Regions from separate parts of the Homo sapiens genome. Here region 2 is linked to region 1. Evidence: chromatin loops called from intact Hi-C (ENCODE). Cell type or tissue: natural killer cell. All regions are shown on one strand. Each heading gives the region's core, and the rest is flanking DNA. Links, peaks and the distances in the headings are about the cores only.

The links. Peaks named below come from ENCODE experiments on the same cell type or tissue, not always from the same donor. Only the 100,000 strongest peaks of a DNase experiment are listed, where the experiment ranks them.
Region 2: it touches region 1 in a loop (9-fold over the local background); 29 of 110 quality-filtered maps call a loop at or near these places.

The regions. Positions count from the first base shown.
Region 1 is chr10:6,440,968-6,453,301 of GRCh38, reverse strand. PRKCQ (protein kinase C theta) reads left to right here. Exons shown (of 18, transcript NM_006257.5): 16 at 11,221-11,409. Among named protein-coding and RNA genes, the nearest start is that of LINC02656, 97 kb to the right of the region's middle. RefSeq lists an enhancer at 10,242-10,411. In natural killer cell, for the core only: CTCF peaks have their summits at 7,260 and 7,459 (motif pointing left); a DNase peak (open chromatin) is centred at 7,441; H3K27ac peaks cover 325 bases.
Region 2 is chr10:6,672,624-6,684,957 of GRCh38, reverse strand. No RefSeq gene overlaps it. Among named protein-coding and RNA genes, the nearest start is that of LINP1, 59 kb to the left of the region's middle. RefSeq lists a silencer at 6,509-6,667 and an enhancer at 6,327-6,828. In natural killer cell, for the core only: CTCF peaks have their summits at 6,366 and 6,567 (motif pointing right); a DNase peak (open chromatin) is centred at 6,587; H3K27me3 peaks cover 361 bases.

The sequences.
Region 1 (12,334 bases), core at 2,855-10,854:
GGCTGCATAAATGTCTTCTTTTGAGAAGTGTCTGTTCATATCCTTCGCCCACTTTTTGATGGGGTTGTTTTTTTCTTGTAAATTTGTTTGAGTTCATTGTAGATTCTGGATATTAGCCCTTTGTCAGATGAGTAGGTTGCGAAAATTTTCTCCCATTTTGTAGGTTGCCTGTTCACTCTGATGGTAGTTTCTTTTGCTGTGCAGAAGCTCTTTAGTTGAATTAGATCCCATTTGTCAATTTTGGCTTTTGTTGCCATTGCTTTTGGTATTTTAGACATGAAGTCCTTGCCCATGCCTATGTCCTGAATGGTAATGCCTAGGTTTTCTTCTAGGGTTTTTATGGTTTTAGGTCTAACATTTAAGTCTTTAATCCATCTTGAATTAATTTTTGTATAAGGTGTAAGGAAGGGATCCAGTTTCAGCTTTCTCCATATGGCTAGCCAGTTTTCCCAGCACCATTTATTAAATAGGGAATCCTTTCCCCATTGCTTGTTTTTCTCAGGTTTGTCAAAGATCAGATAGTTGTAGATAAGTGGCATTATTTCTGAGGGCTCTGTTCTGTTCCATTGATCTATATCTCTGTTTTGGTACCAGTACCATGCTGTTTTGGTTACTGTAGCCTTGTAGTATAGTTTGAAGTCAGGTAGCGTGATGCTTCCAGCTTTGTTCTTTTGGCTTAGGATTGACTTGGTGATGCGGGTTCTTTTTTGGTTCCATATGAACTTTGAAGTAGTTTTTTCCAATTCTGTGAAGAAAGTCATTGGTAGCTTGATGGGGATGGCATTGAATCTATAAATTACCTTGGGCAGTATGGCCATTTTCACGATATTGATTCTTCCTACCCATGAGCATGGAATGTTCTTCCATTGGTTTGTATCCTCTTTTATATCATTGAGCAGTGGTTTGTAGTTCTCCTTGAAGAGGTCCTTCATGTCCCTTGTAAGTTGGATTCCTAGGTATTTTATTCTCTTTGAAGCAATCGTGAATGGGAGTTCACTCAAGATTTGGCTCTCTGTCTGTTATTGGTGTCTAAGAATGCTTGTGATTTTTGTACATTGATTTTGTATGCTGAGACTTTGCTGAAGTTGCTTATCAGCTTAAGGAGATTTTGGGCTGAGACAATGGGGTTTTCTAGATATACAATCATGTCATCTGCAAACAGGACAATTTGACTTCCTCTTTTCCTAATTGAATACCCTTTATTTCCTTCTCCTGCCTAATTGCCCTGGCCAGAACTTCCAACACTATGTTGAATAGGAGTGGTGAGAGAGGGCATCCCTGTCTTGTGCCAGTTTTCAAAGGGAATGCTTCCAGTTTTTGCCCATTCCGTATGATATTGGCTGTGGGTTTGTCATAGATAGCTCTTATGATTTTGAGATACATCCCATCAATACTTAATTTATTGAGAGTTTTTAGCATGAAGGGTTGTTGAATTTTGTCAAAGGCCTTTTCTGCATCTATTGAGTAATCATGTGGTTTTTGTCTTTGGCTCTGTTTATATGCTGGATTACATTTATTGATTTGCATATATTGAACCAGCCTTGCATCCCAGGGATGAAGCCCATTTGATCATGGTGGATAAGCTTTTTAATGTGCTGCTGGATTCGGTTTGCCAGTATTTTATTGAGGATTTTTGCATCAATGTTCATCAAGGATATTGGTCTAAAATTCTCTTTTTTGGTTGTGTCTCTGCCTGGCTTTGGTATCAGGATGATGCTGGCCTCATCAAATGAGTTAAGGAGGATTCCCTTTTTTTCTATTTAGTGGAATAGTTTCAGAAGGAATGGTACCAGTTCCTCCTTGTACCTCTGGTAGAATTCGGCTGTGGATCCATCTGGTCCTAGACTCTTTTTGGTTGGTAAGCTATTGATTATTGCCACAATTTCAGATCCTGTTATTGGTCTATTCAGAGATTCAACTTCTTCCTGGTTTAGTCTTGGGAGAGTGTATATGTCGAGGAATTTATCCGTTTCTTCTAGATTTTCTAGTTTATTTGTGTAGAGGTGTTTGTAGTATTCTCTGATGGTAGTTTGTATTTCTGTGGGATCAGTGGTGATATCCCCTTTATCATTTTTTATTGTGTTTATATGATTCTTCTCTCTTTTTTTCTTTATTAGTCTTGCTAGCGGTCTATCAATTTTGTTGATCCTTTCAAAAAACCAGCTCCTGGATTCATTAATTTTTTGAAGGGTTTTTTGTGTCTCTATTTCCTTCAGTTCTGCTCTGATTTTAGTTATTTCTTGCCTTCTGCTAGCTTTTGAATGTGTTTGCTCTTGCTTTTCTAGTTCTTTTAATTGTGATGTTAGGGTGTCAGTTTTGGATTTTTCCTGCTTTCTCTTGTGGGCATTTAGTGCTATAAATTTCCCTCTACACACTGCTTTGAATGTGTCCCAGAGATTCTGGTATGTTGTGTCTTTGTTCTCATTGATTTCAAAGAACATCTTTATTTCTGCCTTCATTTCGTTATGTACCCAGTAGTCATTCAGGAGCAGATTGTTCAGTTTCCACACAGTTGAGCAGTTTTGAGTGAGTTTCTTAATCCTGAGTTCTAGTTTGATTGCACTGTGGTCTGAGAGACAGTTTGTTATAATTTCTGTTCTTTTACATTTGCTGAGGAGAGCTTTACTTCCAACTATGTGGTCAATTTTGGAATAGGTGTGGTGCTGAAAAAAATGTATATTCTGTTGCTTTGGGGTGGAGAATTCTGTAGATGTCTATTAGGTCTGCTTGGTGCAGAGCTGAGTTCAATTCCTGGGTATCCTTGTTAACTTTCTGTCTCATTGATCTGTCTAATGTTGACAGTGGGGTGTTAAAAGTCTCCCATTATTATTGTGTGGGAGTCTAAGTCTCTTTATAGGTCACTCAGGACTTGCTTTATGAATCTGGGTGCTCCTGTATTGGATGCATATATATTTAGGATAGTTAGCTCTTCTTGTTGAATTGATCCCTTTACCATTATGTAATGGCCTTGTCTCTTTTGATCTTTGTTGGTTTAAAGTCTGTTTTATCAGAGACTAGGATTGCAACCCCTGCCTTTTTTTGTTTTCCATTTGCTTGGTAGATCTTCCTCCATCCTTTTATTTTGAGCCTATGTGTGTCTCTGCACATGAGATGGGTTTCCTGAATACAGCACACTGATGGGTCTTGACTCTTTATCCAATTTGCCAGTCTGTGTCTTTTAATTGGAGCATTTAGTCCATTTACATTTAAAGTTAATATTGTTATGTGTGAATTTGATCCTGTCATTATGATGTTAGCTGGTTATTTTGCTCGTTAGTTGATGCAGTTTCTTCCTAGTCTTGATGGTCTTTACATTTTGGCATGATTTTGCAGCAGCTGGTACCAGTTGTGCCTTTCCATGTTTAGTGCTTCCTTCAGGAGCTCTTTTAGGGCAGGCCTGGTGGTGACAAAATCCCTCAGCATTTTCTTGTCTGTAAAGTATTTTATTTCTCCTTCACTTATGAAGCTTAGTTTGGCTGGATATGAAATTGTGGGTTGAAAATTCTTTTCTTTAAGAATGTTGAATATTGGTCCCCACTGTCTTCTGGCTTGTAGAGTTTCTGCCGAGAGATCAGCTGTTAGTCTGACGGGCTTCCCTTTGTGGGTAACCCGACCTTTCTCTCTGGCTGCCCTTAACATTTTTTCCTTCATTTCAACTTTGGTGAATCTGACAATTATGTGTCTTGGAGTCGCTCTTCTCGAGGAGTATCTTTGTGGCGTTCTCTGTATTTCCTGAATCTGAATGTTGGCCTGCCTTGCTAGATTGGGGAAGTTCTCCTGGATAATATCCTGCAGAGTGTTTTCCAACTTGGTTCCATTCTCCCTGTCACTTTCAGGTACACCAATCAGACACAGATTTGGTCTTTTCACATAGTCCCATATTTCTTGGAGGCTTTGTTCGTTTCTTTTTATTCTTTTTTCTCTAAACTTCCCTTCTCACTTCATTTCATTCATTTCATCTTCCATCACTGATACTCTTTCTTCCAGTTGATCGCATCAGCTCCTGAGGCTTCTGCATTCTTCATGTAGTTCTCGAGCCTTGGCTTTCAGCTCCATCAGCTCCTTTAAGCACTTCTCTCTATTGCTTATTCTAGTTATACATTCGTCTAAATTTTTTTCAAAGTTTTCAACTTCTTTGCCTTTGGTTTGAATTTCCTCCTGTAGCTCGGAGTAGTTTGATCATCTGAAGCCTTCTTCTCTCAACTCGTCAAAGTCATTCTCCATCCAGCTTTGTTCCGTTGCTGGTGAGGAACTGCGTTCCTTTGGAGGAGGAGAGGCACTCTGCTTTTTAGAGTTTCCAGTTTTTCTGCTCTGTTTTTTCCCCATCTTTGTGGTTTTATCTACTTTTGGTCTTTGATGATGGTGATGTACAGATGGGTTTTTGGTGTGGATGTCCTTTCTGTTTGTTAGTTTTCCTTCTAACAAACAGGACCCTCAGCTGCAGGTCTGTTGGAGTTTGCTAGAGGTCCACTCCAGACCCTGTTTGCCTGGGTATCAGCAGCGGTGTCTGCAGAACTATATTTATTAATACTACAAAAATATCTATGCTTCATCAAAATAATGAGATTAAATGACTTTTTAAAAATCTTGGTTTTGGCCAGGTGCAGTGGCTCACACCTGTAATCCCAGCACTTTGGTAGGCTGAGGCGGGTGGATCATGAGGTCAGGAGATCAAGACCATAGTGGCTAACACGGTGAAACCCCGTCTCTACTAAAATATAAAAAATTAGCTGGGTGTGGTGGCACGTACCTGTAATCCCAGCTGCTCAGGAGGCTGAGGCAGGGCAATTGCCTGAACCCGGGAGGCGGAGGTTGCAGTGAGCCGAGATCGTGCCACTGCACTCCAGCTTGGTGACAGAGTGAGACTCTGACTCAAAAAAAAAAAATTAAGTGCTACCTTCCCTGGCCAGGCCACACTGTGCCTCTCTGCCATTGCACATCCTTGGTCTGTGACCCTCCCCTCAAACAGTCACCTTCTCCCTAAAGTTGCCACCGGCTTTAGGAATCACCTGCTGTTCCCTTCCCTGTGCAACCACAGCACCTCTACATCCACCTGACCAATCCATTGAGCTTCTCCCCATCAGGGACCATGGCTTATCCACTCACAGGCTGGAGCAGCAGCCCTCAGCTCCTTCCTGAATAAACGACCACACAAAGTCAAACACCCTAAAAGTTCATCTCTAAGTGTATACTGAATTCCCCACCTCTGGGCGTCTTTTGTTAAATAACCCTCCCCAGCTTCCCCCTACTCCACCTGGAAAAATCCCACCCCTGGTCGGAGGCTGCCCTCCCACCATCCACTTGGTGAAGTTTTCTTTCACCTCACTCAGTTCCCCATTGCCCCTTTTGCCCTCAAAAACCAAACAAAACTGGAGCTGTGTTCTCCCTCCTCAGTGCCTTAGAGAAATGTTAGCCTCTCTTGTGTGATTCTAAGTCGATGCTGCCCTGCAGGGTCTTTATGAGTGTTCCGCTGCTGTCTCACCTACAAACGTGTCTGTAAGCACCTTCAGGGAGGGGACTCTGTGGCCTGGGGAAGGCCGACTAGGTGAGGCAGAGAATTAAAACACAGGAACACACAACTGCTGGGACAGAGGCCATCTGGCAGGCACCCATCGTTCCTGTGAGGAGAACTCAAATCTCAGAAGCTCATGCATTTCGTAGCAGAGTCAGGAGCTACACATGAAAAACACACCTGTGCTCCCTCAACTGGGGATCGTCTCACTAGGCTGCACCTCCTGAGAGCTAAAGTGCGTCTCAAAAGCCCCACTGTTCCCCCTGTGTTCCTATAATAGGAGCAAAGAGAGGCTGATGTCTCTTTGGAGGTGCAAACTCATTTTGACAAAGAATAGGAAGGCAGTTAAACAGGGAAATATCGTACTTTTTTTTTTTTTTTTTGAGGTGGAGTCTTGCTCTGTTGCCCAGGCTGGAGTGCAGTGGCACAATCATGGCTCGCTGCAACCTCCGCCTCCCAGGTTCAGGCAATTCTCCTGCCTCAGCCTCCCGAGTAGCTGGGACTACAGGCGCGTGCCACCATGCCCGGCTAATTTATGTATTTTTAGTAGAGACAGGGTTTCACCATGTTGGCCAGGATGGTCTCGATCTCTTAACCTCATGATCCGCCCGCCTTGGCCTCCCAAAGTGCTGGGATTACAGGTGTGAGCCACTGCGCCCAGCCGGAAACATCATACTTTCTATGGCACACTAGACACTCAGTAAATCCAGATGGGATTGCAATGCATGGAAGCAGCTCCCTGGAGAAAGTCGGATTTCCCTGGAAACCACACTGGTATTGGCCCCAGGAGGTCACTGACTGCTGGGGCAGCACTCACCCAGTTGCACATCATGGTGGCAGAGCCCCGCCTGTCCAGACCTGACTTCCCAGCTTCTGAGGCTGAAGGAGAACAGATGAGGCTTGCTCTGGCGTCGTTCGGTGAAACCACTGTTCCTCTCTCGCTGCTTTCCCGGGTTTCCTTGTGCATTTTGAGCTGTGCATCTGATTCTTTGGGTCAAAGCAAGGACTGAAAAAGAGCAGAACACAAGAAGAGATCACAATGAGGCAAGGTCCCGGGGCTGAGAGAGAAAGGGGCCACCCTTGCTGGTGTTTCTCCACCACAGTCTCTTTAAAAATTGGGCATGGGCCGGGCATGGTGGCTCATGCCTATAATCCCAGGACTTTGGGAGGCGGAGGTAGGCGGATCACCTGAGGTCAGGAGTTCGAGACCAGCCTGGCCAACATGGTGAAACCCCGTCTCTACTAAAAATACAAAAATTAGCTGGATGTGGTGGCACACACCTGTAATCCCAGCTCCCCAGGAGGCTAAAGTAGGAGAATCGCTTGAACTTGGGAGGCGGAGGTTGCAGTGAGCTGAGATCGCGCCACTGCACTCCAGCCTGGCCAACATAAGCGAGACTCTGTCTCCAAAAAAAAAAAAAAAAAAAAAAAACTGAGCATAGTGTGACCATGACAGCTTGAGGTTTAAAACCAAGAGGCACATTATGCTATGGAAGGAACATCACGTGGTAAAATCCTGAAAGACCAGATTCAGAACATTGCTCTCAGCTCACTAACTAGGAGACTTTAAGTAAGACCTTTGGCCTTTCTAAGCCCAATCATCACCCCCTATAGGAGAGGGATAACTGTGCCTAGCTCAGGGGGGTTCTTATCAATAAAAGACATAACGTCTGCAAAACTCCTAACACATATCAGTATTCCTGAGGCGAACACTCTGCTGCACGTGTGAGTTTGCGTTTTACTTCTTCCTCCTAAGGTAAAACTGAAATTTTTTACCAACATCGCCAAGCTTTGAAGCCTTAATTTGCACCACAGCTGTCTCCTGTCCTTCCAAATTTTCTTTTTGTTTGTCCTGCCAAAACGAAGTTGTTTACAAAGATATGTGGTTCAGAGACGTTTCTGGTTGCTTTGACGCCGCCTTGTGGGCAAGTCTCGGAAATTGCATGTGTCCCTGGCCCAGCAAATTGAGCAAAGATTGTATTAGGTGCATCTTATATTTCCTTATCATTCTCCCTGGGTCTACCTTCAGATGATTCCTTAAGGCAAAGCCTATTTTTTCTAAATTATAAAGTAAACTTTAGCATGTAAATATCGAGGTAAGAGTAGTGGGTAGCATTTTTATATTGGAAATCAGTAACATTGCAAAATTCTGTTTGCAACTTTATTTTCAGAAACGGGGACAAGTGCATCATCAAAGCAGATATTTATCATAACATTTATAGTTGTCCCATAAGACAAATCATCTTGACTTTGCTACTTTTCACTGGATCTCACAAGAAGCTTATAAGAAGCGGGCCAGATATGATTCCCGTTTTTCACAAACAAGAAGGGTGAAAGGGTCCTCCCAAAACTACACAATAAGGGATTAAGCCAGAAGTAGAGCCTGTGACGTTTTACATGGCCAGAAAAACTCTTGTGCTGCTGTTGATATTGTTCTTCTGTTTGTTTAGCAAGTCTGCCTTAGAGAGACTTCACAGCACCCCTGGGCCTCACTTAGCACTGATCTGTCTCCCAGGAGTGGGCCCCGGGGTGGTGGAGGGTCAGGGATGGGGTTGCCGTGCACATCAGTCTGCTCCATCTAAAAAAGCTCACCGACATCAAAACATCTGGCTTTCCTAGAAAATACTGGAATGTCTGGAATTTTTTTTTTTTTTTTTTTTTTTTTTTTGACAGAGTCTTGCTCTGTCACCTAGGCTGGAGTGCAGAGGCGCGATCTTGGCTCACTACAGCCTCCACCTCCCGGGTTCAAGCGATTCTCCTGCCTCAGCCTCCCGAGTAGCTGGGATTACAGGCGTGCGCCACCACACCCAGCTAATTTCTGTGTTTTTAGTAGAGACGGGGTTTCGCCATGTTGGCCAGGCTGGTCTCAAACTCCTGACCTCGGGTGATCCACCCGCCTCAGCCTCCCAAAGGGCTGGGAGAATGGCTGGAATTGTGGTGTCATTTTCTTTTCAAGGCCATCAGTGCTGCAATTCTGCCATTCATTCCAAAGGCCCATTAGAGAAGGAAGAGAAAAATTCCATGTCATACGAGTAGCGCCAACAAAAAAATACCTTCTGCGTGCGTGTGTGTGTGTGTGTGTATTTATGTGTGTCTGTTCACAGATGCACCCAGCTAAGCCCAAACACATTACAAGGTAGAACAGATGTTCATCCCCAAGAGAGTCTGACTGTCTTGCTTTTAAGTTTAGTGCCTCAATCCTATTATTCCTTCTCCATTTTGTTTTGGCTAATAAAGCAACTTGCCCGCAACTCATCCTTGGAGCAGCAGTCATGAATTAACGAAGATTTTTTTTCCCTCTTTTCCATTAAAAAAAATTTTATGTGCCACTATTATGTCCTAGGGTTTTGTTTTTAATTGTGGGAAAATACACGTAACATGAAATTTACCATCTGAACTATTTTTGTGTACAGTTCAGTAATGTTAAAAATAGTGCCAGGTGCGGTTAATCCCAGCACTTTGGAGGCCGAGGTGGGTGGATCACTTGAGGTCAGGAGATCAAGACCAGCCTGATCAACATGTGAAACCCTGTCTCTACCAAAAATACAAAAATTATCTGGGCATGGTGGTATGCACCTGTAATCCCAGCTACTCGGGAGGCTGAGGCAGGAGAATTACTTGAACCCAGGAGGCAGAGGTTGCAGTGAGCCGAGATTGTGCCACTGCACTCCAGCCTGGGTGACAGAGCGAGACTCCATTTCAAAAATAAATAGATAAATAAAATAAAGTGTATTGTATAGTTGTGCAATCAATCTCCAGAAGGTTTTCATCTTGAAAAACCAAAACTCTGTCCCCATTAAATACCAGCTCCCTATTCCCCCTCCCCACAGCTCCTGGCAGCCACTATTCCACTTCCTGTCTCTAGAATTTAACTATTAGGTTGGTGCAGAAGTAGTTACGGTTTTTGTCACTGAAAGTAAGGGCAAAAACTTCTGTTAATACTTAAGGTACCTTATGTAAGTGGAATCATTCAGTATTTGTCTTTCCCTGCCTGGCTTACTTCACTTAGCATAATGTTATCAAGGTTCACTCACGTAGCATGTGACAGGTTTCCCTTCACCTTGAAGGCTGAATAATATTCCTCTGTGTGGAGGTACCACATTTTCTTCAACGCCTTCCCTATCCCTCCTCCCTACCCTCTGCCCAGACCCTGGCGACTGCCACTCTCAGCTTCTATGAGTTCAACGTGTTTACGTTTCACATATAAATGAGATCTTGCAGCATTTGTTTTTCTGTGCCTGGCTTGCTTCACTCAACATCATGTTTTCCAGGTTCATCCATGTTGTTGCAAGTAGAGATTTTCTCCTTTTTCAGGGCTGATACTCCCCTGTGTATATATAGCACAGTTTCTGTATCCATTTATCCACTGATGGACACTTAGAGTCCATATCTTGGCTATTGTGAATGAAGCTGCAATGAGCAAGCAAGTGCAGCTGTCTCCTCTACATACTGGTTTTATTTCCGTTGGTAATTTACCCACCGGCACATTTTCCTTATTTCTTTCATCCATGGATGGGTCCTACCATGTACCATCTCAGAGAAGCTTAGGCACAGTTTGTTGGGATGTCAGACGCTGAGCAGAATGGCGCGTGCCCTCTACCTTCCAATGTCCAAAAAGGAATTCATTGAAAGATCAACATACAAAGCCTTTTTTGCCAGAAGAGTGGGTTGGTGAAAGGATAGGAATCTTTCAAAATGTTAGGTAGGCTTCCAGACTTTAAATCCTCCTCCCTAACAGATAGACTCAGACCCCGCTATCGAGCTGTAGGTAGCTCTTAGAGATCTTTCATTTCTAGATTTGAGTGCTTTGGGGTTTTTTTTGTTTTTGAGATGGAGTTTCTCTCTTGTTGCCCAAGCTGGAGTGCATTGGCATGATCTTGGCTCACTGCAACCACTGCCTCCCAGGTTCAAGCGATTCTCCTGCCTCAGCTTCCGGAGTAGCTAGGATTACAAGCACCCACCACCACACCTGGTTAATTTTTGTAGTTTTAGTAGAGATAGGGTTTCACCACGTTGGCCAGGCTGGTCTCAAACTCCCGACCTCAGGTGATCCACTAGCCTCGGCCTCCCAAAGTGCTGGAATTACAGGAGTGAGCCACTGCACCCGGCCTAGATTTGAGCACTTTGCTATCCTAGGTTCTCTTTCCTGGCACAGGACACAATTTGATTCTGCATGTCAGTGATTAGAGTTGTGCCCCCTGAACTGAACAGCCATAGATAGCAAGGCTTTAAGGAAGGGAACTGTCCAGATGACCTCTTTGGATGCCTGATTACTACAGAGTTTATGCAAAGACTCAGGACAGTACAAGTCAGCAAAGCACGTAGGCTTGGTTTCCAGGCTCACACCAGAGCCACTGAAGAACTTAGACACATACCAGCTTTCTTAGGTCCAATATCTGCCACCTAAGTTCCCATGTCACTGATGGGAAAATAAAAACTAATGGCATAGTTTCATTGTTTCTTTATAAGCAGAGGAAAAGTACAAATTGAAACTGAAAAGTGTTTACTCAGACTCAAACTCAAAAATTTCAGCATTGTTTAGACACTGCTCTCCAGTCATTGGCTTCCCAAGAGATGGGTTTCAGGGTGATCTTTCTTGCACACCATCATCCTCGACCATTTACTGAGTGGCCTTGAGACGCTCAGGAAGAGTTGTCACTCCTCAGCCTCATTCCTGTTAATTTCCTGTCTGCCTTTTGGTTGTGCAGATCTTGCTGGGTCAGAAATACAACCACTCTGTGGACTGGTGGTCCTTCGGGGTTCTCCTTTATGAAATGCTGATTGGTCAGTCGCCTTTCCACGGGCAGGATGAGGAGGAGCTCTTCCACTCCATCCGCATGGACAATCCCTTTTACCCACGGTGGCTGGAGAAGGAAGCAAAGGACCTTCTGGTGAAGGTAAGAAGCGAAGCCAAGAGCGTCTTCATAAGACGAGCATTAGGTCTTCTGGTCAGTTTTCTGTTCCTCTTAGTTTCCAACTTGCATGTGGCAAACAATGATTATTATTGAACTGGGTTTAAATGGGATGTGCACCGTCTGTGTTTTAATAGAGGCACCAATATTATGAGCATTAAATGTCAAAATGAGTGTAAGAGAAACCCTCATGTGCATCAGTTATAACATAACGGCCCAGGAACCAGTTCCATGACCTTGAATACGCTCACCTGGAGATGTAGTTGGTTCATTAAACAAGCACAGTGTGTGGCTTAAAAATCAATCTTCTAGCTACTTGGGAGGTTGAGGCAGGAGGATTGAAGTTGGAAGTGTGAGGTCAGCCTGGGCAATGTATCGAGACCCCTGTCTCCAAAACAATAAAGGGGAAAAAAAAAAGAAACAAAATGGGCATTTAGGCTGGGTGCAGTAGCTCACACCTGTAATCCCAGCACTTTGGGAGGCCAAGGTGAGCGGATCACCTGAGGTCAGGAGTTTGAGACCAGCCTGACCAACATGGAGAAACACGGTCTCTACTGAAAATACAAAATTAGCCAGGCATAGTGGCACACGCCTGTGATCCCAGCTACTCAGAAGGCTGAGGCAGGAGAAAATGGGCATTTATGTTATATAGAGGGTTTTTTTTTATTTTACTCAGTCTTTTGTTTCCCATAGTTTTTTATTAGAAATATTCAGTCCAGTTCATCTTCCCCTGCCTCTGGTTGAAATCTTGGACAGGATGTATGACTTTTTGGCCTGCTCTTAGATAAAAGACAACCTATTGTCACTCTTATGTTATGAAACACTGTCTCAGTGGGGAAATTAAAACCATCCAGTCTGGGATATTATTCATCACATAACTTTTTTCTTTTTTGAGACAGTCTCACTCCCT
Region 2 (12,334 bases), core at 2,737-10,736, 230 kb before region 1:
TAGAAATTGAAAATTTTAAAAAAAAACTTAAAAAGTAGATCAGGAAGAGTAGTAGTTATTATTTTTAAGAAAAGAATATTAACATATTGGAAATCTGAAGCCTATCCACAGGTAGAATTGGCAGCTGGATAATTTCATACTGGTAAGAAGAGAATATTGTGTTGACCCATCTGTTCTGCAGCAGAAAGGGCGCTGGGCTTGAGAACATCCTCTCTTTAATTACTGAAGTCTCCAACATCAGGACCAGCATGTTTGCAGATTTTCTGCAATTTCAACTACTCAGGGCCAGAATCTTTCTTACAAGAAAAGTTTTCCTAATGTGTAGGGAACTTGTAAAGGTCAACATTTTGGTTACTCTCTTTGACTGAAAAAGCAATAAAACTTGGGGTGTCATACAAAATGAATTGTCACTCTATTTAAATACAGAGTAAACATCTTTCTATGGAATACATTAGTTCTCCATATTTTTCCCTATTAATGTGCTTAGCAGTATTTATTCTTTTAATAGTTTTTTGTTTGTTTGTTTGTTTGTTTGTTTAGTAGAGACGGGATTTCACCATGTTGCCCAGGCTGGTCTCAAACTCCTGACCTCAGGCAGTCTGCCCGCCTCAGCCTCCCAAAGTGCTAGGATTACAAGCATGAGCCACTGTGTCCAGTCAGATTTCGTTTTATATTGCCATGATCTAAGAGTTTACATTTGTCAGTATTTCCTCTATAACATACCATGACATCTGAATGACTTATTTCTCTTGGCAACTGTAAGATGATAATGAAATTGATCCTTTCTCTTCACATCCATGAAAAGACTTTACTTCCCTGAATGTCAGCAATGGTCCCTGTGGTTATTTTTTGGGAACTCAAGAGTTTATTTGTGAAAATGCCCAGATAATCAGCTGCCCTTCCATAGACTTCTTTCTCCTGGAGTTCCCTCTACAAAGGCTCCATGTGAAGTAATCCCTGTTTATACTATTGGTGTTCACAGTCAAAAACATTTCACCAAGCAAATGCAAGCAGTCACGTGAAAAGTTTTTTGTTGCTGTTTTGTTTTTTAAAAAGACAGAGTCTCATTCTGTCACACAAGCTGGAGTGCAGTAGCGTGATCATAGCTCACTGCAGCCTCAAACTCCAGTCGTCACTCAATTCTCCTGCCTCAGCCTTCTGAGTCACTGGGATTACAGGTGCACACCATTGCACCTGGCTCCCAGTGAAAAGGTTTCATCTGTTTAAGTCCCGTCTTAGCTCTGGCTGCCACAACAAAACACAACAGATTTGGCAGCTTACATAACAGAATATATTTTCTGACAGTTCCAGAGGCTGGAAAGTCCAAGAACAAGGTGCCGGCTGATTTGGTCTCTGGCGAAGACTCCATTCCTGGCTTATAGATGGCTGTGTTCTCACTGTGTCCCTGCATGGAAGAGCTCTGTTTATAAGGACACAATTCTACCAAGTTAGGGCCCTATCCTTCTGACTTAATTTAACCTTAGGTACCTTCTGAAGACTGTATCTCCAAATACAGTCATATTAGGAATTGGGGCTTCAACATATGAATTTTTGGAGAGGACACAATTCATTCCATAGCAGTTACCCGTCCACAACACACCTGCATATTATAAACAAAGGGTTGACTTCTATCCCCCATGCTAATAGAGAGATCACTCAAACAAATAGTTCAAAATGGGAGTATGGCCTCTAAACTATTTATATCTCACATTGGACTAAATTATGCATTTGGTTTTACCATTTGTTGTGTTACCTAAGATTTACCGTGCTGCATTTTAAATTTTACTTGAGTTGTTGTTAACAGTAAATCATGTCCCGTGAGCATCTGCCAATTGAAAATAAGTGAAGAAAAAGTTTTCAAACATAATCAACAGGGTGCCTAAGCTATCCAAGGATTGTCAACTCACTGTGTCATCTTCCCACTCTTTATTTATTCTTGAGATATTTACTGAGACCATGTTGGGCGAGGCCCTGTACTGGTCTCTGTGATGGTATCTTCAGAAGCTTTCACTTTAGTAGACAACGTAAGTCACACAACTAAGTAACGGCACGCATGGTAGAAAGTGATATGTTCTGTAGGAGAGATATAGAAAAAATTGTCCCGATATAGAAAAAATTGTCCCTATGGCAGTTTAAAGAGGGAAGAGAAGCTTCAAAGGAGGTGATGGGCAGACAGCATTTGAAATAGGTCTTAAGTGATAGGTTGAATTTGGACATTTGGAGATAACGGGTAAAGAAATGCCAGGCAGAGGAAGCAGAATTCATTTGAAATAAAGTTAACTACTCTTGAAGAAACTGCATATCTGTGCTGTTAATTTAGAGCTCTCTTGTAATGTGACTACAACTTTGGCAACATGAAGAGATAAAAACGATACTACTCACCAAAATGCAAATTCTGACCCATTGAATAATAAACTGATTAATAAGGCCATCCCTGAGAAGAATGTCTTTTGTTCATATAGCTCAGAATAAATTGTTGCATGGTAACAATGGAACCAGCCAGTTCATTGCACTTCCCTCCCATAGACTGAGAATGAAGCTTTCTTGTTACTAGATTACATTTTTGAAGAAAGAAATATATATATATAATACTGCCCTTTAGAAGGAAAGCATAATTTCCATTCCAAACATTGGTTTTGGGTGGCAGACACACACACTCATTAGGACAATTCTCTGTGGCATAATCAACATTGCTGTTGAATGTATTTCTGATGGAAAAAAAATCCCAAAAATACACTTGAACTTGTATAATCTCTGAAAAATTATACCTTTCTTTAATGTTTTACCCCCAAAATTTCTTTTGTAGTTAATGCCCATGATGAATCAAATAATGAACCAATGAGTTAGCCTAAACACAAAAGGGCCAGAAAAAGAAAAAAAAAAAGAACTATGCTAATAAAAAAGATCAGAATATGCCACCCTTAAATATGCCACTTTGACATAAAAATTATTTGAGCTGAAGGCACTAGAGAAACAGCAGATACAGGAAGAATTCTCTGGCCTTCCTCTTTCTGCCTGAAAAACAGGGAATACATTTTTATTTGTAAAGGCGTCTCCCTCTCCTGTACCAGGAAGAGGAGAATGACTCTTAATCATGCAACATAACGCTTATCACTAGAGACTTGCGTTTGAATTAAAAAAAAAAACTTACTAAATAACCCTTGTCTATATATAATATATATTTTATATATATATAATTTTTTCCACAATTTATCACACCTAGAAACCCCTTTTCTTTTGTCACTTCTTCACAATGTATCACCCTTTGTTAAAATAGTATATAAGCTCTCAAACTTAACCATTTCTTTGGGATTTCACTTCTTTTCTGCAAAGCTGCCACATGCATTTGAAATAAAATGTTTTTTCCTGTTACTCTGTATTTTATCAGTTTGATTTGCAAGCTCCAGTTACAGAACCTAAGGTGATAGAAAGAAGTTCCCCTAGATTGGCAACATCATGACTATCCAATAAATGTTTGTAGAAAGATGCCAACAGCCTTTAGGTACTCCCAAAGGATCAGATAATTATTAGATCTAGGAGGTGGGGTCGGGAGTGGAGTATCTCGAGACCATGCCAAACTTCTCTTTACCAATGAAGAAACAGGGACTGGGAGTCTTATTTGTGACACACAGCCCAAGCACTCACCGCGAATTTACATTTAAGTTACCAATTAGAGGTATGTTTGCAAAATGAGTCTTCTGACTGCATTGCAGAATCCTTTCTGCTATTCCCTGGTGCCTCTCAACTCACACAACCAGAGAAACCCAGTTTAACCTTTTTTATTTGTGTCTGTTTTTAACACATGTATGTTATTCTTATTTGATTACCAGTGTGATAGAAAATATCCATAGAATCCTGAGATGAGTTGGGCAGATAATAAATCTCGACTTGCTGGACGCTTAGACTTGGAGGACTTCCTTTGAACACAGAAGTACGTCCTGCCATTTGAAGATTTGAAGATGCATGTGAAAATGAGATTTTTTGAGGTTTTGTTTCCCAGGCAACTGCTCTCAATTCAAGATTGGATGTGAGCATTAGAATCCCCCCAGAGGTACTCTCCCCCTCCCACCCTCATCCTCTTTACTGCAATGAAGCTGTAGACTCAGAGGACCCAGCGTTCTAGCCTCCTTTGGAGACTGAAAGCAGATGCAGAGAAGGTTAAGAAATGATGCGAAATTCGTAAGCATAAAATGCCTGCAGGCAAGCAAAGCATTCTAAAAACATTCAGTGCCGAGAAAAGGCACGTGTTGACCAACGTATGGGGAGGCTAGAAAAGATGGGAAAAGAAGCCATTCTGTCATCGGTCATAACCTTCCAATATCATTTTATCTCAGCAGATAATGGAACAGGGAAAGCCAGGTTTTTCAAAGCCATAAAGTAAAGCTTTAGTAGCTGAATGACAACTAAATTGCTGTCGGGGTGGTTTAGCACAAAACAAGCCACTACTGTTCTCTGTTAAAACAGTTCCTGAGATTTGCAAGCCAAGGAATCCAAAATCACCCAAGCAGTCAACATGACTTAAAGATTTTCCAGTAGTTTCAGGGCCCATTAAATTTATGTAATATCTACAATATCAACTATGAAAAAAATGTTTTGTATTCATGGATAAAATGTAAGTGGCTACTTCTCCAGAAAAGAGTATATGTCTTTTCTACCAGAAACTTCAGCTTTTTGAAGCAATGGAGAGTTTCACAGTGGGGGGGTCTGGCGGCATGGGACATCTTAAACTGGTTATTTCAAAGGTATTTTTTTCTTTCTCAATGTGATCATGGCACTAGACTTTAGATATAAATCATAAGAAGCACATGTCGAATTTGACATTGGTAAACAAAAGTAACCATTGAGCCCCTAGGAGTTAGAACATTTTCTTGGCAGGTTAAAGGTAAAAATGTGTTCTTTAAAAGAAAGATCCAGATGAAAGTATTTGTCATTAAACTTTCACTATTTCTCTCTCTCTCCACACACACACACACACACACACAGTTATCGATCTATCGCTTCTTCTATCAAGTGTATTTCTGAGAAATAGTCTAAGAATATCTAGCTTAGCAATTCTTTTCAGTAATGAAGCTTGTGTAGAAGAAGAGGTATGTGTGATGTGAATTCTAGACTATTCTAGAAGACTATGAGCTTTTTTCTGAATTTCAAGAAATCTTGCTATCTTTTCTTGATGAAATTAACCTATATACCACTACCCTGTATTTTCTGTGGAGCTAAGATAATAAGGTCCTCAAGTTTTCATTTCCCAATAATTTTTCTAATTTCTTTTGTTTCATTTTGATGCCAGGACCCACGAGACTGAGAGAATTAGCTATTGAACTTTTCAGAGAGCTCAGTTGTTTTTGTTTTTGCTCAAGTTGTTTTCCCCCATCACCTAGAAGGCATTTAGACCATCCCTTCCCCTCAGCTATGCCCACATTTCTGACTCTCTAAACAGGTGGATATTCCAGAAGTGTAAACCCGTCTTAATGGCCCAATAATTCTCTAGATGTGTGGACGCAGAGGGAACAGAGAAGGGTCATATGCTTCCTAAATTCAGGACTAGCCATGTGACTTTTCCTTATGGTGTCTTGATTTGATTATATAAATAAAACAAGCGGAAAATCCAGAAAGCTTTTCTCCAAGCCACACTTTCATAGTGTAAATATCAGGCCTTAAGCAGAATGAGATGCTCACAAAATGTCAGATCTATTTATGGGAGGAGTTTTTAGGGTAAATAGAGCAAAATGAACACTCAGATGACTGGCAAGGAAATAAAGCATTGTAGGACCTACATAGTTCAGATGGCACTTTAAGTGGCCAGGAGATGGTGCCAATTTGCCAAACATTTAAGTGGTTATAATTTCAGGCTGTGAAAAATAATATCTTCTCTTTTAACTCAAGAGGGCCAGTACTTTTATGGTGTTTATTATACCCAAGGGACAACTAATTTCATAAAACCTAAGGTAGGAATGAAGAAAAGACAAAAAAAAAGTCAAGAAAAGAAAGAAAACAAGAAAACAAAGAATGAAAAGGAAAATAAATAAGATAAAGAGTATAAAATGTGGAAAAATAAAATATAAAGAAATGTAAGGATGAAAGAGAGGATAATTGTAAAGTTGCCTCTGAAATCTGAAAGAGCGTGATCCCCTATCTGTGCAGAACAGAGTTGAAGAAACAGAACAATTGTGACTAATTCTTATTATGATTATGCACATTCAAAATGCCGAAGATAAAAACTACATAATTTCAAACACTTTTTCTGTTTCAGAGTTTTGCTGAAAGTTCCTTAGGCATTTGTGTCTATGAGCAATTCCAAAATTCTATGTTGCAATATAATAAGCTCAGAATTTTGTATATGGCAGGGGTGTTAGGAAAGATTTGATCTGAACTCCTCATTGTGCAGATAAAGAAACTAAGGAAGATTTTCCCAGGTCCAGAAGCTTGTTTTCCCTTCATTTCCATGCAACAGGAACAAAGGAGAATGTGGGCAGATAAAGAAACTAAGGAAGATTTTCCCAGGTCCAAAAGCCTGTTTTCCCTTCATTTCAACGCAACGGGAACAAATGAGAGTGTGGTAATGGAGCCAGAAGGGGGCGCATGATGATCGCTGATGACGAATTTTGACGGTGCAATCTGGATGTTAATTTCGCTGACCTTGAAGTCAGGGTGGCCTACTTGCAGCATTGTTCTATATAACTTCAGCCTCAAATTGAAAACCATACATATTTCGTGGTAGGCATCTTGCTTTTAGAAATTTGATGTAGGGAGGGACAACTTCATGGATTTCTAAAGCAAGGTTTGTTTTACAGGCCCAATTTCTTCCTTTCCCAAGCCAACTAATCAAACATGCTTTTGAATGTATTTGCTGGATTCCAAAATATTTCAGACACTTATTTATAAAGGAATGATTTTAAAATAGGATCCAATTTTTGTTCTGTAAATGTTTAAACTGAATATTTCCTAAGACCATCGGCTTGTTTTCAATGAATTTTTTTGCAAAGGGAATGTTTAAAGTGTTTTTAAAACCTCAGAGTTAAATCATTTTCAAAACTTGTTTCCTGGGAAAGTTTTATTTGTTAGTACCCAAAGTTTTTCTACACATTGCATAAGCTGACCAATTCTTCTCCACATATACCAGGCTAAGAGAAGTGAATAAAAAGGCCATCACAGTGTCCATTTTTTCCATGACAAAAATAACACATGCTCAAAAAAGTTTAAAAATGTAGAACTATAAAAATTAGAAAAATGTTCTTTATAACAATCACTATCAACATTTAGCTATATTTTCTTTAGGGGCCTTTTTAAAAAAACAATTCTCCAACCTCCACTGTTTGTCTAAAATTGTCATAAAAGAATTTTATTATTATTATTACACTTTAAGTTCTAGGGTACGTGTGCGCAAGGTGCAGGCTTGTTACATATGTATACATGTGCCATGTTGGTGTGCTGCACCCATTAACTCGTCATTTACATTAGATATATCTCCTAATGCTATCCCTCCCCATTTCCCCCACCCCACGACAGGCCCCGATGTGTGACGTTCCCTACCCTGTGTCCAAGTGTTCTCATTGTTCAATTCCCACCTAAGAGTGAGAATATGTGGTGTTTGGTTTTCTGTCCTTGCAATAGTTTGCTCAGAATGATGGTTTCTAGCTTCATCCATGTCTCTACAAAGGACATGAACTCATCCTTTTTTATGGCTGCATAGTATTCCATGGTGTATATGTGCCACATTTTCTTAATCCAGTCTATCATTGATGGACATTTGGGTTGGTTCCAAGTCTTTGCTATTGTGAATAGTGCCACTATAAACATACGTGTGTATGTGTTTTTATAGCAGCATGATTTATAATCCTTTGGGTATATGCCCAGTAATCAGATGGCTGTCAAATGGTATTTCTAGTTCTAGATCCTTGAGGAATCGCCACACTGTCCTCCACAATGGTTGAACTAGTTTACAGTCCCACCAACAGTGTAAAAGTGTTCCTATTTCTCCACATCCTCTCCTGCACCTGTTGTTTCCTGAATTTTTAATGATGGCCATTCTAACTGGTATGAGATGGTATCTCATTGTGGTTTTGATTTGCATTTCTCTGATGGCCAGTGATGATGAGCATTTTTTCTTGTGTCTGTTGGCTGCATAAATGTCTTCTTTTAAGAAGTGTCTGTTCATATCCTTTGCCCACTTTTTGATGGGGTTCTTTGATTTTTTTTCTTGTAAATTTGTTTAAGTTATTTGTAGATTCTGGATATTAGCCATTTGTCAGATGGGTAGATTGTAAAAATTGTCTCCCATTCTGTAGGTTTCCTGTTCACTCTGATGGAAGTTTCTTTTGCTGTGCAGAAGCTCTTTAGTTGAATTAGATCCCATTTGTCAATTTTGGCTTTTGTTGCCATTGCTTTTGGTGTTTTAGTCATGAAGTCCTTGCCCATGCCTATGTCCTGAATGGTATTGCCTAGGTTTTCTTCTAGGGTTTTTATGGTTTTAGGTCTAACGTTTAAGTCTGTAATCCATCTCGAATTAATTTTTGTATAAGGTGTAAGGAAGGGATCCAGTTTCAGCTTTCTGCATATGGCTAGCCAGTTTTCCCAGCACCCATAAAAGAATTTTAAAACAGAACTGTAGGACAAAATGTTAATCAGTGGGAGGTACTTGTGTTATCTGGAACAACATCTCAAATTTCTACTGCTTCAGTGTCTTTAAATACTACCACTGGCTTACCTAGTATCTGTGGTGTTTTAGCACTTTTTGTCTCAAGCTCCTTACGATAGATTTTTAAAATGAGTTTGTTTCTTGAACAATGAGAACACATGGACACAAGGAGGAGAACATCACACACTGAGGCCTGTCAGGGGTTGGGGGGCAAGGGGAGGGAGAGCATTAGGACAAATACCTAATGCATGCGGGGCTTAAAACCTACGTGATGGGTTGATGGGTGCAGCAAACCACCATGGCACAAGTTTACCTATGTAACCTGCACGTTCTGCAGGTGTACCCCAGAATTTAAAATCAAATAAAATTAAAATAAGTAAAATAAAATAAAAAAAGAGTGTGTTTCTGTCCATAAAATCGTTTCCTTTTATCCAGTCTCTTCTTTTTTTCCTTACTGTGAGACTTGATTCTCTGAGATGGCGGACCTTTCAGAGCACCACTTCGGAAACTGGCCTCGCTCTTTAAGAAGTCAAATAACCTACATGAAGTGGCTCGAACGGAATTGAGAATTAAAAAGCAGAATGGTTTACCATAAACTAAGAGGCACAGATTAATTCATAAAGCTGAAAATATTCTTAGACAGACTGTTAACTGCCATATAAGAAGGATGTTGTTAATTTAATGTAACAAAAGGGTGCCATAGAAAGGATGCATTTTATAAATCAGGTCACCCCTACAGGGTGGTCACACCTACACGTCATTTTAGGAAAAGAACAGTCAGGCCATGACTCACCCAGGAAGACGGTCAGCGTGATGGTGAAGAGGGACGGTAAGAAGAACCCCTATCCAGGAGTGGGGAATAAAACAACTAGGATGATTTGGAAATGGAGAAAACTCCATGGAGGCTGCTCCAGGAGACCTCAGCTGTCTGAAGGCCAGGCACACTAAAGGAATGCACAGCTTTTTCTGTGAGGCTCCAGAAGTCAGAGGCGGAACCCATGCATGGATTCATCAAGAGGCTAGAAATCAGCTCTCTAAACAGAACAATTCACTTGTTTTTGGAACAAGCCTTTAAATGGAACAAGCCTCAGGTATGTTGTCATCTAAGTTCTGATTCTACCTCGACCACACATACCATTTGCCTCAATATGTCAACCAAGCAAGGTAAGAATTATACGTATTTCAAGACAAAAATCTTGATAAAGTCACCATTTGTTTCAGAAATATGTTTTTGTTTCTATTGAAATACAATTCAGTACAATTCAATTCAATTTAGAACAATTCTCTAAAATGCACTTGTTTCTAAATATTGAGATTTCTTAAAAGGTAATGATGTGTCTTGCACAGGTTTCCATGCTAAGCAGCCATCCAGCTTGGGTGTTCTACAGAGAGTTTCTATGTGAGGTTGTGGGTTCCAGGAGTTGCCCTGTTATCTCTCTAAGGTCCTCGTCAACTCTAAAACTCAAGGATTATGTGATGTTGCTGGGACAATTTCTACACTGAGAGGGAGTTTAAACTATATACCAGATGAATCTTGATTCCCTCCATCCCCTAAATTCTTTGTTGTTGTTGTTGGACAGTACACCAGGAATCATACATCAGAGTTTCACCTTTTTTTTAAGTCCCATAGACACATCTCTTAATCAAGAGATGTGGTCTATACAGAATGATCCATTTTGTAGTAAGAATAAGTCCACAAACCAATGAGTAGACTTGCCCCCAAGAGCCTACTAGTAAAAACTATAAAGCATATTGCTGCAGTTTTGCGCTAATAAGCATTGCAAAGCACTGAGATTTTCTAATTTTCTAGTTCCTGTTTTTTATGACGACATCTGTGGACCTAAACTTGGCACTCAGCATAGCACATCTGTGCCAGAAATTGCAAAGGTAGACAAGAGCAGAAAAGGAAGTGGATGTTGTTCAGGAATAACGAATAGAAAAAAAGAAGGGAGATGGGGTTTTTGTTTGTTTCTGTTTTGTTTTTATAATTCACTTTTTACAGACAGAAACAAAACAGAAAATACCCACCATAAGATCCTGTGGCTTGAAGAATTGTTTACTCTGTAATCTTTTTTAGATAGATCCAAGATCAGTGAAATGATCCAGTGGATTCTGAGCTGGTACAGGCAGCTGTGAGCTCTCCATGAGGATCCGCTTCCATATTGAAGTGACTGCTTTGGTGGATCGAGCTGCATTTTCAAGATCATTATTGTTTCCAAACAAATAACCCTTTAAAACTTTTATTATATTTCTCTTCCAAAAATTGGTAAAATTTCCTTCTAAATGTTTACAGTTTTTGCTTTTTTGTTATTTCATGTTCAACTCACTTCGAAAGGCAGAAAACCCCAATCCTACCATACCTCTAATAATTCTATGCTGTTTTTCCTTCTGAAATGGACAATAATTATTGGCTGTTTCCTGACACCTAAGCTAAGATAATCATGAATGTCAATGGTACTCACAGAAGAAAAGGGAGTTTGAAGTACCTGTATTCTCTCGGAGAGTCTGATGTTTTTGGAACAAGCCTTTAAATGGTGCAAGCCTCGGGAATGTTTTTTACGTTGTGATTGTACGTCAACCACACATATCATTTTGCCTCCATAGGGCTTATTAAGTCAACCAAGCAAGGTGAGAATTGTACGTATCTCAAGAAAAAAATCTTCATAAAGCCACCGTTTATTTCGGAAATATGTTTTTATTTCCATTGACATATTTAGAGAGAGAACAAATATTGAGTATGAAATAATTCTGTTCACTAAAAGAGATGGCTTCCCATTGCATTGTTGCAGGTAGTTTTCATTGAACCACTAGTTGCTAAAACTAATGACTACCTTTGACCTCCCTCGGAAATAATAACTGATGATACCATCCAATTATAGTTTCCAGAATAGTTCTCTTCTCTTCTTTAGAACAGAAGGCAGCAGCAGTAAAATGCAATTAGCAAGAACTGCAGGGAAAGCATATTTTCTAGACTGGGTGACAATGTTGAGTTTGACTCAGTAAAAAAAAAAAAAAAAAAAAAAAAAAGGTGGTTTTATTTTCTCCCTTTGATGGAAATTTTGACTGCTAATGTCTCTATATATTTGAAGTGTTTTGATATTGTATAAGAAACACTGCCCCAGGGGTAATGGTAACTGAATATTGAAGGAGGAGAACCGAGGTAGTTGGTGGTAACCAAAGCCAGGGAGGGATGGACTGTTTCCCAGACTCCGACAATGTCAACTGTCTTTACTCTTCCAGTGAACTGGGAATTAGAAGAAAACACAAAGCAGGAATAGGCACGTACAGAGATGTTTAAGATGACAAAAATGATTTTAAAAAGAAAAAATAATCTTCTGGAAGTTTCAGTAGAAAGCTGGCATAGGCTCCCAAAGTGATGACATGATCGTGTCCAGCATTCCTTCCTGGCTTCTAGCCCTAGAAAAACACTCGCAGGCCAGGGGTGGTGGCTCATGCCTGTAATCCTAGCACTTTGGGAGGCCAAGGTGGGTGGATTACTTGAGGCCAGGAGTTTGAGACCAGCCTGGCCAACATGGCAAAACCCCTTCTCTACTAAAAATACAAAAATTAGCTGGGCATTGTGGCGCATGCCTATAATCCAATCCCAGCTACTCCAGGGACTGAGGCACGAGAATAGCTTGATATCTGGGAGGCAGAAGTTGCAGTGAGCCGAAATCATATCACTGCACTCCAGACAGC